Linked DNA regions of Homo sapiens: region 2 is linked to region 1. A link is an interaction called in ENCODE POLR2A ChIA-PET data of the cell type or tissue named here. Cell type or tissue: OCI-LY7. All regions are shown on one strand. Links, peaks and the distances in the headings refer to the core of each region. The heading gives the core; the rest is flanking DNA. Region 1 has its middle 19 kb from the start of EHBP1. Region 2 overlaps COMMD1 (copper metabolism domain containing 1).

Region 1 (10,796 bases), core at 1,299-9,298:
ACACAAAAACTTGTGCATAAGTGTTCACAGTGGCTTTATTCATAATAATCAAATAGTGGAAGAAACCCAAATTCTATCAGCTCATGAATGGATAAACAAAATGTGGCATTATCATACAATGGAATATTTTTCAGCAATAAAAATGAATGAAGCATTGATTCACGCTATAACATGGATGAACCTTGAAAACTATGTTAAGTGAAAGAAGCCAGTTGCAAAAGACACATATTGTATGATTACTTTTATATGAAATGTCCGTAAAAGACAAATCCACAGAGACAGAAAGTTCAGGCACATGAAGGAGTTACTGCTAATAAATATTGGCTTCTTTTTGAAGCGATAAAAATGACCTAAAATTACATAGTGATGATGGTTGCACAACTCTGAACATACTAAAAACCACTAAATTGTACACTATTACTAGGAGATACTGTATTTGATTTATATCTCAATAAAGCCATTAAGAAAAATAAAACGATATAGAAAGAAACCACTGCAGCCACATTTTACTAAAAGTCACAAGAAAACTGAATATGCTAGAGCTCAGCAAAATATAATATTCTAATACAGAAATTTAAAATATGAATGTTCCCTACTCTTAAAGTTTTGAGATGTGGGTTCTAGTTTTTCCTGGCCTCCAACCTGCAGCCTGGGACAAGTCACTTAGGTTTAACACCATTCTGTTCATTTATCAGTAAAATTAAGGTAGTGGATTAGAGGATTTTCAGTTGAGGGGAAAATTTAGGAGGTCTGGAGGAGTTCAGAAGCAAATATTGTTAGTTGCCTGTCAATACCCATTCTCCTTTTTTCTTCTCTAGAAATAAAAACCCCAATTTCTAAGTGAGCCATTTTCACTCAGCTAATGACCTGCCAGCCTCCTTTACAACCAGATATGGCTATGTGCCTAAGTTTGGCTAAGTCTTGTGTATAACTTCTAGAAAGTCTCCTCCAAGGGAGGGAGTGTGCCTTTCCTTTCTGTTGACGGGATACAGATGGGTTGGCTAGAGCTTTAGCGACTATCTTGGACCATGAGGATAAGGGATGGCAAAGTATCAAGCTGGAAGAAGCCTGGGTCTCTCACAAATTTGTAGAGGCACTACATTTGCCCTGAACTGCCTATCACCAGACTTCTTTCATATGAGACAGAAGTAATCATATAAGACAAAGTTATTTTGGTGGGATTTTTTTCTGTCACATATAAAGATATTTAATTCTAACTAACACAGTCAGCTTATGAAGGATAAAAAGAAAGGGGCATTTTTAATTGGCTTGGAGGCAAGTTCACTCTTTCAAAAAATTAAAGCCCTCTTTCTAGATGGAACAACTTTCTAAGTTAACCTGAGGGCACGCAAGGGCTCTTGATTTGATCTTCCAAAAGATTGCCAATAATAGCAAACATCTAGAACTGTACAAATGCATTTGTCATCACAGCACCTGTCTCCTCTCCCTGGCATTTTCATATCAGCTAAGATCAGTGACAAAATTCTAAACACTGCAGGTTTCAAATTTGATTGGTGTATGGGGAGAGGGCAAAATCCTTCCTTTGAAATAGGTGTCCAGTGGGATTCTTATTTCTTTTTCATTCTGTCTCAGTTTCCTGACCTTGACTAAATCCATATGGTTAGTTAAGTGTTTCTTGAGGGGCGCAAAGGACTTTGTCTCCCTGGTAGGAGACAAAGTTTAAAAACCATCCATTCTTGGTTATGAGAGCCTTATGTGGCTTTGTAAGTGGTATTTGTTCACAGTCTTACTCAATCTTGTATAACAATTTTTTTTATTTAATTAATTTATTTATTTGAGATGGAGTCTTGCTCTGTCGCCCAGGCTGGAGTGCAGTGGCATGATCTCGGCTCACTGCAACCTCCACCTCCTGGGTTCAAGCAATTCTCCCTGTCTCAGCCTCCCAAGTAGCTGGGATTCCAGGTGCCCACCACCACACCCAGCTAATTTTTGTATTTTTAGTAGAGACAGGGTTTCACCATCTTGGCCAGGTCCATCTTGAACTCCTGACCTCATGATCCACCTCCCTCGGCCTCTCAAAGTGCAGGGATTACAAGCGTGAGCCACCGTGCCCAGCCACAACAATTATTTTTTTCACTTCAAAACCCCTATTTTTAAAGACACATATACTCCATCATCCCCAGTTGGGCTTTTTCTGCTACCCCCAAGGAGGCACCCAGAGGCTTTGTCTGCTAAGTGCTATGCTGCAGGTGACTGTTAACTAGACTGCTTTCACAGCCTCCCAGATTATTGAAAGATGGCCCAGTCCTTCTACTCTTCAGCAGGTCTGCCTGAAACTTCAACTATTATAGACAATACCAAATGTGATTAAAAAGTGGACTTAGCACAGTTCTCTTATGAACCAAGAAACTTTAAAAACATTCATGCAGATTCTGTCATAAGAAGAAATATGAAAGACTAACAAAGCCTGATAACTCTTTTTCACTTCCTAAAGTTATAAACACTACTGCTTTTTAGTAGTAACTATTAATGCTTTCTGTGTATACTTTATCATTCATCCATTAAGGACTAAAACGTCACTTTAAACACAAGAACAAATAAACATGCAATCAAATGGTTTCATCAGGAAAAAGTCAGAATTTGATAATAATGTAATCATAATATAGCCATAAGATTTGGATTCTTGTTAATGAAAATAGACACAATTTTTAAAATTATTATTATTATTATTTTGAGACAGAGTCTTGCTCTGTTGCCTAGGCTAGAGTGCAGTGGCACAATCTCGGTTATCTCCGAGACCTCGGTTACCTCTCGGCAACCTCCACCTCCTGGGTTCAAGCAATTCTCCTGCCTCAGCCTCCCGGGTAGCTGGAATTACAGGTGTGTGCCACCAATGCCCGGCTAATTTTTGTAATTTTAGTAGAGACAGGGTTTCACTGTGTTGCCCAGGCAGGTCTTGAACTCCTGGCCTCAAGCGATCTGCCCACTTCGGCCTCCCAAAGTGCTGGAATTACAGGCGTGAGCCACCACACCAAGCCTAAAAAATTATTTCAGTAATAGCTATTTTTGTTTCATGAAGATATATCATAATAGATTCTGAACCAGCCTCCTTTTATTTCTGTCATATTTGATTTTTTCTCTATTTAGGTTATACATACTGATATTTCTTGTTTCCACAGCTCACTGAGGAGGCACTGAAGTTTCTGTGTTTCAATCAGACCAACTGACTTGAGTTATTGCATTTAAAGGCACTTTGATAAAAATAACTATAGGCTTTGAAAGTTCTTTCTAATTTTTAAAATATTTGTGCTGGCTTAGTGACTATTAAAAAATAACAGGCTTCAAATGATTCAAACATATGCATGCAATTCTGGGACTCCTGAGTAATGGGATGCACACATTCTTACTTGGGGTTTTATTAAAATGACCTTCTCAGTATGCATACCAGGACCCTTCATGAAGCAAAGCCAGAAGAGTCATTCCAAAACTTGCATGTAGTCCTGCATCACTCCTCGACCAAAAAGGGGGATTAATGTACAATTTCCAGTTTGTGAAGAAGATGAAAAAAATGATCTCATTTTGATTTGCCCATTTCAGAAGTGTTTGGTTTCTTATGCTTTTTCTGTGATTAGCCTGGGTAGGAGGAAAGGCAAAGTGATGAATGAAAGTTAAACATTGCCTGTTCTCATCTGTGGAAGCTAAAAAAAAAAAGTTGATCTCATAGAAGTGAAAAGTAGAACAGAAGATACTAGAGGCTGGGAAGCATAAGAGAAAGAGGGGAATAGGGGGAGATTTATTAAAGGATACAACATTACAACTAAATAGAAGGAATAAGTTTTAGTGTTCTATAACACTGCAGGATGACTGCATTTAATAATAACATGTAGTTTTAAATAGAAGGAGGATATTGAATGTTCCCAATACAAAGCAATGATAAATGTTTGAGATAATAGTGAATTACCCTGATCTGATCACTATATGTTATACATATACAAAACATCACTATGTACCCCATAAAGATGTATAATTATGTGTCAATGAAAAAAATTTTTAATAAAATAAAATAAATGTCCAACACATAGAAGATACTCAGTAAATACTGATTCCCTCCCTTTCTGTTGCTTCTGAGGGGAGCGTAGAGTATATAACATTGCTGATTAAATTTACAAACTGTAAGGAAGGAGATGGCATTACTCTCTCATGCTATTGGAAATATCCAATTTTTACATCCAATATTAAATTACTTTATTCAGTAATTCTCTCTCAAACCAAAAATCAGAGCCCAAGAGAGATAATTCATTTTTAAAAATATACTACTGGATATATCACTTTGCTGCTTTTGTGAAAGTTAAGTTCCAGTGAGAAAGAAAGCTGAGGAATAATTTCCAGAGTCTACTTGTCTATGAAAGTCCCTCTCTTCTTTCAAAAGTAGGCACATCTGATAGTTAATGTACTTATCCAGTATGGTAAAGAAGCCACCTATCAGCTCATTTCACTTGAAAACTTTGACAGTAACTACTTTGGGACTGACTCACTCTTACTATCTTTCTTTCAATCTATTCAACCTCATACTTTATAAGGACACACTAACTCTTGTCTCCTTGATCTTTTCATAGCGGGTCTGTGCAGATTCTGGAGTCTTTAGCAGTATCTTTAAAGGAATATCTTTTTTCTTTGTATTGGAACCCTTACAAACCATTTCATAGAACATAGCTGGACTCTCGTACTTAGATTGGCACATCAATCCACAAAAAAAATTGGGAGAGTTCACTGAGAAATTGATATGTCAAATCACAATGCATTTGTATTGAACCTAGATAGAAATACCTAGAAAATTAGGCAAATAATAAGTGGCTACTTGGAATTCCTAAACAGTTTATACTTCTACACAGATGGGAAACCCATCTATTACGACCCACCTATAGATTATCTGGGAACTTCAGACTTCTGCTAGTACAACTGGGATTTTCCTACATCTCTTTTGTACTACTAGAAGACTTCACATAGGTGAACAAGGGAGATGAGCTCAAGGCAAAACAGTTTCTGAACTTTATTATTTCCAATATTCAAAACGAAGGTTTTCTACCTCCTTCCATCAATAGGAAAAATGCCTTTGGGTTTGAAGAAGAAAGACAGTATTTAAATAAAAAGTTTACTTTCATCTTATAAATTAAAGGGGAAATGATCATAGAAAGACAGTGTTTAGAACTGGCAGGGATCTTAGAGAATATTTAATTCAATCCTCCTGTTTAAGAATAAAGAAAAAGAGACCTGGAGAGGATTTATGTCTGCTTCAAGTCAAAACAGCTGAAGACAGGAGGTAGCATTAAGTGGTGGAAAGAGCGTAGACTTTGGGTTGGCAGTGTGGATTTGAATACAGCTCTTTTAGTTACCAGTTGAATGGTTTCTTTATATATAAAGTGGGGATAATAGGGCTTGTCTTTAGAGTTGTTATGAGGAGTAAATGATGTAACTTATGTAAAGTACCTAGAACACTTGTTGGTACATAGTAAGTGCTTGACAAATATTTATGTCTTTAAAGGAACCCAAACCAGGGTCTTTTGACAACTTTTGTACACTGCACTGCACTGTTAATACAGCTGGCCGAAAGGATTCAAACATGTGTTTAAAATAAGAGATTCCAAATGAAATAAATGGTGTGCAATATTAAATAATGTTTTTAAAACATTCGCTTACCATTAATGCAAGCGATACCCAGTCCTTTTCAGATGAAATAAAATGTTCCACTTTTCTCAGTGGTTTTAGCTGTTTCCAGATACACACAGCTCAGTACAAAGAGATGACACAAGGGACTTTTTATCTGCATTGCAGAGAGCAATACGGTGATAATTTGCATTGGAACTTGCCGTTAGCTCCATATGGCATGTATTCATCATTTAGTGGGTTCAGTGCCCTATCTTTAGAGCTTCAGCGATCAGGATAGAAATTGCCCACTTATTTATGCTTGGCTGGACTGAAAATATAGGGAGAGGAAGAAGTGCAGGGAAACACCACTCTCTGCAAGACTTGGCCCTGGAATTAGGAGTAAAGCATTAACACTAACTTGTCGAGCAATAGCTGCTTCTGTCCTAAAGAGTAGACAAAATGCAGATGATATGCAGTATATTATTTATGGGTTGCAATCATGCATGTTATTCTTGTCTGCCCCACAAAGGACCTGTGGTTTAATGTAGAGCTGTCTTCCTTTTGTTCAGCACAAAGCCTCACTCACACTGGGCAAGTGGGCATTTCCAATGGCATGTCATCACTTGGTTTGTATGAGCAACAGGAGAAGTTGCTCTCAAAAGTCAAACTAGGAATTAACCCACTCCCTTCCCATACATCTCCCTCAGAAAAGAGAAATGGAGAGAATACTATTTTTTTTGTCCTTATTGAAAGTAAAGTGACAAATGGTTTTCTCTCCCATTGGAAAGTTAAAGAATCAGTCCCTTTTATACAAAAAGAATTTTGATTTTTCTTCAATTTGTTGCTCTAAAAGATTATATAAATCATTCAAGCTGAAGATTCTGGTTTTATATCCATTAGTAATCAGGATGATGATCTCAGTGATGAGAAGAAGGGAATTCTGAAACCTACCCCCTCCTCCCCAACCCCCAATCACTGTAATAAGCATATATTTAGCTCTAGCATTCTAACACTGGAGCAAAAGGTGCTGCCGCTTATAAGCTCTGGACTATGAACAGATATTATGGACTGATGTGGGTTGAATTGTGCTCCACCCATCAAATTCATATATCAAAGTCCTAATCCCTAGTACCTCAGAGTATGACTTTATTTGAAAATAGGGTTGTTGCAGATGTAATTTGTTAAGATGAGGTCGGCAGGTGGACCCTAGTCCAATATGACTGACGTCCTTATCAAAAGGGGACACTGGGACACAGACAACCACAGAGAGAGAACACCATGTGAAGATGAAGGCACAGACTTGGGTGTTGTTTCTATCAGCCATCAAACCAACAGAAGCTGGGGGAGGGGCATGAAACAGACTCTCCCTCATAACCCTCAGAAGGAACCAACAATGCTGACACCTCCATCTCAGACTTCTTTTTTTCTATTTTTATTATATATTGACAAATTATAGTTGTATATATTTATGGGGTACAAAGTGATGTTACAATTTATAAATACAATGTGGAATGATTAAATCAAGCTACTTAATATATCCATTACCTCAAATATTTATCTTTTTTGTGATGACAGAACATTTGAAATTTATTCTCTTAGTGATATTATAATGTACTGTACTCAATTATTAGCTATATTTGGGAGACTGTCCAATATACCTTGTAAAAAATCAAACTTATTCCTTCTATCTAACAGTTCTTTACCCTTTGACTCTCATCTCCCCATTCCCCCTAGCACCCCCAGCCTCTGGTAACCACTGTTCTGCTCTCTGCTTCTGTGAGTTCAACTGTGTTGGATTCCACATATAAGTGAGTCCATCTCAGACTTCTAACCTCCAGAGCTGTGAGACAACAAATTTCACTGTGTAAGTCACCCAGTTTTTGGTACTTTGTTATGGCTGCCCTTGCAAACTAATACATAAACGTTCTCTCTTTCTTTTCCTCTCTCCCTCCCTCCCTGTCTCCCTCCTTCCCTTCCTTTCTTCCTTCTTTTTCTGGTGGACTTCATAGAAAAGGAGCTGGAAGATAGGAACATAATTTTCCTTCTAAGCCATTGATGGGCTTTAATATTTTTTAGCATGAAAAAATACAAATGCTTGTTTTAAAGCACATCCACACCTTATTTTGACAAATGCTGGTAATAATGGGCAAAAGGGGTTGCCCCAAGGAACACACACGCCAGTGCCCGCTTCATGTGCTTAAAATCAAATCCATGGCTCCTAAAACTCAATGGCTCATTTCAGGCCTTTAAAGAAACCTAATTTTACCCTTGTTTTTCCCACTTTGGCTTTTTCCCTTCCTTGAAGAACCGACTTTTCAACTTGCTGAAAAGCTTTACTTTGCCCAGACCTATTCACTCATCTCCAAAATGGAGCAGAAGCAGTGTTCTAGTATCTCTCCTTCTTTCCCAAGGAGTAATTTTACCTCCCCCACTCTACCCCCATCCCTCCACTCAGAAAGGAGTCTACCTCTCTTTGATACTTATTGTCGCATCTCTTTTCTCCCCATTGCTATGTGAAGGATGTATTTCCAGGACCATTGCTTGGCGTTATATTTGCTGTTCTAAGGGCTTCTTTCTCAATGATACAGCACCAAGGTCACTGGCACTTGCATATGAACATCTGTGCACACCCATATACTCTCACAGAGTTGTCCTTTGTTTCCTAAGATGACAATACTATAATATAATAAACTCCAACGTGTGTGCACTTACACTTGATCAGGCCACTCTGAGAACATGGGATCTTCTTTTGCCAAGTGTGCCTGACACCTCTTCTTGGACTAAAGACTATCCAGACCCCAGAATTGCTTGATATTCTTAGAGCTGCTGCATCCTCATCCATGGTGGGTGAGCCTGAAGCTTCGGTTCATAAAACAGCAAACTCTGGTCCTGCAGCTGCCTGGGTCTGTGGGCTCTAGCAGTTCCACAGCCATCCATGGTGTCACCACATTTCTTGAGCTGTTCTAGGCAAGTAGACATCTGTGGTTTTGCCCACCTGACATTAATTCCCCCTTCTTTCCTAGTTTTTCCACTTTCTGTGTAGTTTAGGTGCTGACCTTACTTACTCATCTTTTTTTTTTTTTTTTTTTTTTTTGAGATGGAGTCTCGCTCTTTCGCCCAGGCTGGAGTGCAGTGGCGCGATCTCAGCTCACTGCAACCTCCGTCTCCCGGATTCACACCATTCTCCTGCCCCAGCCTCCCAAGTAGCTGAGACTACAGGCGCCCGCCACCATGCCCAGCTAATTTTTTGTATTTTCAGTACAGGTGGGGTTTCACCGTGTTAGCCAGGATGGTCTCGATCTCCTGACCTCGTGATCCACCCACCTCGGCCTCCCAAAGTGCGGGGATTACAGGCGGAGACACCGCGCCTGGCCTGCTTACTCATCTTTAGGTCTCTACCATTAGTGAAAGAAAGGGCACATGACCCAAGCCAAGACAATGAAATTCAACTTAGGAACTTGTGATAAAATTGCTGGGCAAGAGTATTGTCTCTGTTTGACTTGAAATTGGGAGAATGTAAACCTGGAGCTTCTGGGGGATGCCAGGCAGAGGAAATCTGAGAACGAAGCCAAGCTGAGAGATACAGAGATCAAGGTGGGATAGGAGGGGGTGGGACCGTTGTTCTGACAGTAGCTGCCTCCTTGGAGCCAGCTAAGCCTAAAATTTTCAGTATATAAGCCAATAAATTCCCTTTGCTTAGGCCATTTTGAGATAAATTTTCTGCTGCTTGCAACTGAAAGCATCCTAATATAGCCATTTTTTTCTTCTGGCCTTTCTTTCTGTCTTCTACCTCTTGCTTAACGTATAATAGTTATTTTAATTTGTGTGTATTAAATTTACATGTTTAGCCATTTCATAACTGTGTTGGGATGAACTTCACTTCAATGTCAGTGAGTGGAGGGTGCAGTGGGCTTACTGTTACTAATCTTATTCTTTGACTTGGAGAATTTACAGTTGGTTGATAATGAAAATATTCTCCAAAATCCAGCAATGTTTTGTCCTAGAGTCAGGCAGTATAGCTTCTCAGAAGGTCAGAAATCATCAGAACTTGTTATAGGCTTATGACCTCGTTAAGAGCTCAATATTGTGCTGGTACCATCTGTCTGTCAGGTTCTTAAATGTCAACATGATCCTGGTTTATTTCTAGACTTTGTCAATCAGTTTATCACATGCTATCTGCAAAATAGAACCCAATGATATCCTCATTCCAGGCTGAGTATAGGATTTTCTTGGTGCAAGCTAGTATGCAACTTTGGTTGTGTAGCTGCTATAAAAACTGTTCACAGATGGTTATAAAGAACAAAAAGGACAATAAATTGGAAAATATGACTATTAATCCAAAGGTACTAGAAAAGCTCCTTCCTAGCACTTTCCAAGCAAGAGAAAAGAAGACAATGACAACGATCACCACTTAAATCGTAGCTATTCCCACTGACAATGAAGGACACACAGACAGACCCCCGATTTATAAGATCCCTTATTTATCACTTTTTATAACACACCCTAGTAAACAATTAAATATCTTTTATTTGATATCTTAAATTGGAAAGTCCTCTGCTGTCATAGAGTTTGATTTCCCTGACAATGTAGGCATGTCCTCCACATCCTTCCTAAATGGCTATCCAGCCTCCTTCTGAATGTCAAAATGTCTCCAGGGATTGAGGTCTCTGTCCATTGAAGGCAAACTCATTTTTACAGAAAGTATTCCCTTGTGCTGAGCCACAGCCTCTCTCCTCTAACTTTAGAGCACCAGAAGTTTACTTAGGGGAACTTAGAGATCATTCAATCCAATAACTTCATTTTGTGCCCAGTGATGTGCCTTCCAGAACAGAGTATCTATCTAATCATTTCCTCTGTAATGGCTCTTTCCAATATTTTATGACAGCATTTGTGTTCTTTCCATCACACTTTTTCTCTGGGATAAATACACTCAGGTGCTTCACTCCTTCCTTACCCTGGCCCAAGTTCCCTAACTTCTGGACTTCTAATTCCCCCTTATGATATGATACAGTCTCCCATGATATCCCACTAGTATTCATGCAGAAGCTACATTATTTCCTTCCAGGTGCAAAACTAAAAAACAGGGGGGAAAACATTTTTCAGTATTTTATACCCATAATAGTTTTAGCCTCCTGAACAAAACAGGGTTGGCTATAAATGGCCTGTCAATGTTTCTGGCAAAGCCAGAT
Region 2 (8,000 bases), core at 1-8,000, 710 kb after region 1:
AGGTAACACCAAAAAAAATGAAAAGATATTCCATGTTCATGGATTGGAAGAATCAATATTGTTGAAATGTCTATACTATGCAAAGCAATCTACAGATTCAATGCAATCCCTATCAAAATACCAATGACATTCTTCACAGAAACAGAAAAACAATCCTAAAATGTATAATGAACCATAAAAGACCCAGAATCGCCAAAGCTATCCTGAGCAAAAAGAACAAAACTGGTGGAATCACATTACCTGACTTCAAATTATACTACAGAGCTATAGTAACTGATATGGTTTGGCTGTGTCCCCATCCAAATCTCATCTTGAATTCCCATGGGTTGTGGGAGGGACCCAGTGGCAGGTAATTGAATCATGGGGGCAAGTCTTTCCCATGCTGTTCTCGTAATAGTGAATACATCTCATAAGATCTGATGGTTTTATAAAGGAGTTTCCCTGCACAAGCTCTCATTCTTCTCTTGTCTACCTTCATGTGAGATGTGCCTTTCACCTTCCGCCATGACTGTGAGGCCTCCCCAGCCACGTGGAACTGTAAGTTCATTAAAACCTCTTTCTCTTTCCAGTCTCGGGTATGTCTTTATCAGCAGTGTGAAAATGGACTAATACAGTAACCAAAACAACATGGTACTGGCATAAAAACAGACACACAGACCAGTGGAACAGAATAGAGAACCCAGAAACAAATCCATCCATGTACAGTGAACTCATTTTCGACAAAAGTGCCAAAACAGAGAAAAGACAGTCTCTTCAATAAGTGGTGCTAGGCAAACTGGATATCAACATGCAGAAGATCTGAAACTAGACCCCTATCTCTCGCCATGTACAAAAATCAAATCAAAATGGATGAGAGACTTAAATCTAGGACCTCAAACTATGAAACTACAAGAAAACATTGGGGAAACTCTTCAGGCCATTGGACTGGGCAAAGATTCCTTGAGTAAATACCCCACAAGTACAGGTAACCAAAGCAAAAGTGGACAAATGGGATCACATTAAGTTAAAAGGCTTCTGCACAGCAAAGGAAGCCATCAACAAAGGGAAGAGACAATCCACAGAATGGGAGAAAATATTTGTAAACTATCCATCTGACAAGAGATTAATAACCAGGATAAAAGGGGCTCAAACAACTCTACAGGACAAATCTAATAACCCAATTTTAAAATGGGCAAAAAAAGCTGAACAGACATTTCTCAAAAAAAGAAATAAAAAAGGCAAACATACATGAAAAGATGCTCAACATCATTGATCATCAAAGAAATGCAAATCAAAACTATAGTGAGACATCATCCTACCCCAGTTAAAATGACTTATATCCATAGGCGTGGGCAAGGACTTCATGTCCAAAACACCAAAAGCAATGGCAACAGAAGACAAAATTGACAAATGGGATCTAATTAAACTAAAGAGCTTCTGCACAGCAAAAGAAACTACCATCAGAGTGAACAGGCAACCTACAACATGGGAGAAAATTTTCGCAACCTACTCATCTGACAAAGGGCTAATATCCAGAATCTACAATGAACTCAAACAAATTTACAACAAAAAAACAAACAACCCCATCAAAAAGTGGGCGAAGGACATGAACAGACACTTCTCAAAAGAAGACATTTATGCAGCTAAAAAACACATGAAGAAATGCTCATCATCACTGGCCATCAGAGAAATGCAAATCAAAACCACTATGAGATATCATCTCACACCAGTTAGAATGGCAATCATTAAAAAGTCAGGAAACAACAGGTGCTGGAGAGGATGTGGAGAAATAGGAACACTTTTACACTGTTGGTGGGACTGTAAACTAGTTCAACCATTGTGGAAGTCAGTGTGGCGATTCCTCAGGGATCTAGAACTAGAAATACCATTTGACCCAGCCATCCCATTACTGGGTATATACCCAAATGAGTATAAATCATGCTGCTATAAAGACACATGCACACGTATGTTTATTGCGGCACTATTCACAATAGCAAAGACTTGGAACCAACCCAAATGTCCAACAATGATAGACTGGATTAAGAAAATGTGGCACATATACACCATGGAATACTATGCAGCCATAAAAAATGATGAGTTCATATCCTTTGTAGGGACATGGATGAAATTGGAAACCATCATTCTCAGTAAACTATCGCAAGAACAAAAAACCAAACACCGCATATTCTCACTCATAGGTGGGAATTGAACAATGAGATCACATGGACACAGGAAGGGGAATATCACACTCTGGGGACTGTGGTGGGGTCGGGGGAGGGGGGAGGGATAGCATTGGGAGATATACCTAATGCTAGATGACACATTAGTGGGTGCAGCGCACCAGCATGGCACATGTATACATATGTAACTAACCTGCACAATGTGCACATGTACCCTAAAACTTAGAGTATAATAAAAAAAAAAAAATGACTTATATCCAAAAGACAGGCAATAACAAATTCTGGTGAGGATACAGAGAAAAGGGAACCCTTGTACACTGTTGGTGGGAAGGTAAATTAGTACAACCACTATGGAAAACAGTTTGGAGTTCCTCAAAAAACTAAAAATAGGCCGGGCGCGGTGGCTCACATGGGAGTGCAGATATCTCTTCGATATCCTGATTTTGTTTCTTTTGGGAATATACCTAGCAGTGGGATTGCTGAATTATATGCTAGCTCTATTTTTAGTTTGTTTTTTTGAGATGGAGTCTTGCTCTGTTGCCCAGGCTAGAGTGCAGTGGCGTGATCTCGGCTCACTGCAATCTCTGCCTCCCAGGTTCAAGTGATTCTCCTGCCTCAGCCTCCTGAGTAGCTGGGGTTACAGGTACCTGCCACCATGCCTGGCTAATTTTTGTATTTTTAGTAGAGACGGGGTTTCACCATGTTGGACAGGCTGATCTCGAACCCCTGACCTCGTGATCCACCCGCCTCAGCCTCCCAAAGTGCTGGGATTACATTCTGGCCTATTCTCACTTACTTGTGGGAGCTAGAAATTAAAACAATTGAACTCAGGGAGAAAGAGGGTAGACAGATGGTTACCAGAGGCTGGGAAGGATAGTGGGAGGTGGGGGCAGTGGAAGTGGGGATCACTAATGGGTACAAAAATATAGAAAGAATAAATAAGACGTAGTACTTGATAGCATGACAGGGTGGCTATAGTCAGTAATAATTTAATTGTATATTTTACAGTAACTAAAAGAGTGTAATTGATTGTTTCTAACACAAAGGATAAATACTTGAGGTGATGGATATCCCATTTCCCCTGATATGATTATTAGACATTGAATGCCTATATCAAAATATCCATCCACATTTTAAAAAATTATAGCAGAAGTGATGCTATGCCAATTTTCTGGCTCAAGTCTTAGGAAACTGACAACTTCCCCTTTGTCTCTCTTAGAACCTAGGCACTGTGCTAAAAACAGCTTATGAAGAACCATGTCAAAAGAACTCTGTCCTTCACCCCTCAGTCTTGGCTGAGCTCCCAGTCAATAGCAAGCATTAAACTGCCAGTCAGATGAATGAGACATGTTAGAAGTAGATCCTTCAGCCCCTAGTCAAGCAAACACCTTAAGGAGAGGAACTTTTCCTCTTAGCACTGCCTACAGTTCAGATTCAAGAGCAAAATGACTGTTATTTTAAAATAAATAAATAGAATGAACCTCAAGATAATGATACCATTTTTTAGTAAATTGCTAATTAAGTAACTGAAATTGGGAGCTCAATATTTGAAGGAAAAAACCTTGATATTAATCAACCCCAAAGCCTGTCTTTTAGTCCCAAATAAGTCCCCTAAAATTTCACATTTGTACAACCATTAATTTATTCTTGCTGCTTGAAGAGTATTTAAAGTTGGCACTAAAAATAAACCACAGAAAGTCAGTTCCTGATACTCTTTGGTAGGTAAAACATAGCTTTTTCCACTAAGCTTTTAGTTTATTAGAGTAGTATTTCAAAACAAGGCTTGGTGATTACAACAAACAAACGTGGATAAATGGCATCTAGCAATAAATATACTTTCAAATAATGTCAACTTTATTTTTTTAGAGGTGGGGTTTCACTATGTTTCACAGGCTGGTCTCAAACTCCTGGCCTCAAGTGATCCTCCTGCGTCAGCCTCTCAAAGCTCTGGGACTATATGGAATGATCCACCATGCCTGGCTCAATGTCAACTTTTTTTTTTTTTTCAGACAGAATCTCCCTGTGTTGCCCAGACTGGAGTGCAGCAGCACTATCTCGGCTCACTGCAACCTCTGCCTCCCAGGTTCAAGCAACTCTTGAGCCTCAGCCTCCTTAGTAGCCGGGATTACAGGCACACACCACCACCCCCTGGGCTAATTTTTGTATTTTTAGTAGAGATGGGGTTTCACCACATGGGCCAGGCTGGTCTCAAACTGTGGGCCTCAAGTGATCGGCCTGTCTCGGCCTCCCAAAGTGCTGGGATTACAGGCATGAGCCACCACACTGGGCCCAATGTCAACTTTAATATCAGAGCAAAACAATTCTATATTTTTACCTAGTAGTAATACATCAATAATACAGATCTAATGGAAATACTTCTACAAAAAAGAAACCATAGAATACCTTTAGAAACAATTGGGTTCCAAATGCATTTTTAAAAATTAGCAGACTGGCCAGGCGCGGCAGCTCATGCCTGTAATCCCAGCACTTTGGGAGGCCGAGGCGGGCACATCACCTGAGGTTGGGAGTTCGAGACCAGCCTAACCAACATGAAGAAACCCCATCTATGCTAAAAATACAAAATTAGCCAGGTGCTGTGGCACATGCCTGTAATCCCAGCTACTCAGGAGGCTGAGGCAGGAGAATTGCTTGAACCCAGGAGGCGGAGGTTGCAGTGAGCCGAGATCGTGCCACTGCACTCCAGCCTGGGCAACAAGAGTGAAACTGTCTCAAAAAAAAAAAAAAAAAAAAAAGCAAACTTTATTTTTTACAGCAGTTTTAGATTCATAACAAAATTGAGCTTAAAACTACAGAGTTCCAGAAGACCCTCCCACACAAACAAAGCTTACCCCACCATTAATATCCCACATCATGGCCAGGCATGGTGGCTCATGCCTGTAATCCCAGCACTTTGGGAGGCCGAGGTGGGCAGATCACGAGGTCAGGAGTTCGAGACCAGCCTGGCCAACATGGTGAAACCCCATCTCTACAAATACAAAAAATTAGCTGGTGGTGGTACGCACCTGTAATCCCAGCTACTCCGGAGGCTGAGGCAGAAGAATTGCTTCAACCTAGGAGGCAGAGGTTCCAGTGAGCCGAGACCACACCACTGTACCCCAGCCTGGACAACAGAGTGAGACTCCGTCTCAAAAAAAAAAAAAAATCCCACATCACTGTGGTACATTTGTTACAATGCATGAACCAATAATGACATATCATTATCTACCAAAGTCTATAGTTTATATTATGGTTTACTACTAAAAATTCTGTGTTCCACCTCTTCATCTCTCCCTTTTTCTCCCACTGTAGTAGTACATAAATGTTACTTAGATTTAGTTGATTAATGATCCTGTTCACTTCAGCTATATCCTTGGTGATTTTTTGCCTGCTACATTTGTCCATTACTGATAGGAGTGCTGAAGACTTCAACTATAAATAGTGGATTCATCTATTTCTCCTTGCAGTTCTATCAGTTTTTTCCTCAGATATTTTGATGCTTATTGTTAAGAATATACACATTAAAGACATGTTTTTTTGGAGAACTGACCTCTTTATCATTGTGTAATACTCTTCTTTGATCCCTAATAACTTTTCTTGCTCTGAAGTCTGTTCAGTCTGAAATTAATGTAGCTACTCCCACTTTCACTTGGTTAGTGTCAGCATGGTGTATCTTTATCTTTTTTATATTTATGTTCTTTGTATTTAAAATGGGTTTTTTATAGACAACATATAGTTAGTTGGGTATTTGTCTTTTGATTCACTCTGACAGTATGTATTTTTTTCTTTTTTTTTTTTTAGTTACTCTATTAACTGACTGATTTTCCTTTTTTTTAAAGCTACCCTAGTATGCATTTTAACTGGTATAAAACATATGAGACGCAAAAACCGATAGAACTGCAAAGTAAAATTGACAAATCCACTTTTATAGTTGGAGAATTCAATACCCTTCTATCAGTAACTGACAGATCCAGTAGGCAGAACACAGCTGAAATGAACACCACTACTAATCACCTGGATCTAATTCATATTTACAAAATACTTCATCCAACAGTAGCAGAAGATGCATTCTTCTCAAACTCACATGGAACAACGACCAAGACAGACCACATTCTGGGCCATAAAACACAACTTAACAATTGTAAAAGAATAGAAATTATACGAAGTATGCTCTTAGACCTCAATGAAATTAAACTAGAAATCAAAAACAGAAAGATGGCTGAAAAACCCCACAATACTTGGAGATTAAACAACACATTTTAAAATAATATAAAGGTCAAAGAAGAAGTCTAGAGAAATTTTTAAATATTTTAGTGAAATAATTTAAATGTTTTAATGAAATATTTTAATGAAAATACAACCTAAATTGTAAAATGCATCAAAAGCAGTGCTTATAAAGAAATTTACAGAAAGATCATATAAAAAAATCATATAATTCTATCAATAGATGCAGAAAAAGCAACACCAAATGTTGACAAAAATGTGGAACAACTGGAACTCTCATCCACTGCTGGTGGGAGTGGAAAATGGAATAGCCACTTTGGATAAAACTTTGGCAGTTTCTTAAGAAACTAAACATACTCTTGCCATATGCATAAAATCCAGCAATCACTCTCCTTGATACCTCCCCAAATGAATTGAAAAATTACATCCACACAAAAACACGTATGTGGTTTTTTATAGCAGTTTTATTCATAATTGCCAAAAGTTAGAAGCAACCAAAATGTCCTTCAGTAGGTGAACAGATAAATAAAACCGGAGTATATCTAGACAAAGAAATATTATTTAGTACTAAAAAGAAATGAGCTTATCTAAGAGTTCCCAAAGAGGAAAATTAGAGTCAAATAATTAAAATACAAAAAAAAAAAAAAAAAAAAAAGAAAGAAATGAGCTATCGAGCCATGAAAGGCCAGGAAAGAATCTTAAATACATATAATTCAGTGAAAGAAGCCATTCTAAAAAGGCTATATATTGTATGATTCCACCTAGATGACAATCTAAAAAAGGTAAAACTGTGAAGACGGTAAAGAGATCAGTGATTGCCAGGGGTTCAGGAAGGAGGAGGGAGAGAAAGATAAATAGCTGAAGCAGAGTGAACGCTAATGTAAACAATGGACTTTAATTAATAATAACATCAATATTGGGTCATCAATTGCAATTAATCTACCACATCAATGCAAGATATTAATAGGGGAAACTGCAAGGGGGAGGAAGGTGAGAGGGTTTATGGGAGCTCTCTGTATTTTCCCTTCAGTTTTTTCTATAAACCTAAAATTGCTCTAAAAAATATCCTATTTAAAACAAACTTTTTTTTTTTTTTTTTTTTGAGATGGAGTCTCGCTCTGTCGCCCAGGCTGGAGTGCAGTGGCACGATCTCAGCTTGCTGCAACCTCTGCCTCCCAGGTTCAAGCAATTCTCTGCCTCAGCCTCCTGAGTAGCTGGGATTACAGGCGCCTGCCACCATGCCCAGCTAATTTTTGTATTTTTAGTAGAGATGGGGTTTCACCATCTTTGCCTAGGCTGGTCTTGAACTCCTGACCTAGTGATCCACCTGCCTCAGCCTCCAAAAGTGCTGGGATTACAGGCGTGAGCCACCGAGCCCGGCCAAAAAAAATATTAATAGATAAAACATGCATGAATTTCATAGATACAATGCTAAATGAAAATAGATACAGATTATTTACTGTATAATTCCATCATATAAACTTCTTTTTTCTTAGACAGTCTCACTCTGTTGCCCAGGCTGGAGTGCAGCAGCTCAGTGCAACCTCTGTCTCCCAGGTTCAAGCGATTCTCGTGCCTTGGACTCCTGAGTAGCTGGGATTACAAAGGCATGCCACCACA

Evidence for each region. ChIA-PET counts read pairs that join two places held together with the same protein. Peaks named below come from ENCODE experiments on the same cell type or tissue, not always from the same donor. Only the 100,000 strongest peaks of a DNase experiment are listed, where the experiment ranks them.
Region 2: POLR2A ChIA-PET joins it to region 1 with 11 read pairs; 2 of 35 experiments call an interaction of 5 or more read pairs at or near these places.

The regions. Positions count from the first base shown.
Region 1 is chr2:62,681,564-62,692,359 of GRCh38, reverse strand. It overlaps a transcript of EHBP1 not described here. Among named protein-coding and RNA genes, the nearest start is that of EHBP1, 19 kb to the left of the region's middle. In OCI-LY7, for the core only: no CTCF peak of the experiment used is centred there; no DNase peak of the experiment used is centred there.
Region 2 is chr2:61,974,154-61,982,153 of GRCh38, reverse strand. The region is part of intron 1 of COMMD1 (copper metabolism domain containing 1); the gene reads right to left. Among named protein-coding and RNA genes, the nearest start is that of COMMD1, 72 kb to the right of the region's middle. In OCI-LY7, for the core only: no CTCF peak of the experiment used is centred there; a DNase peak (open chromatin) is centred at 3,403.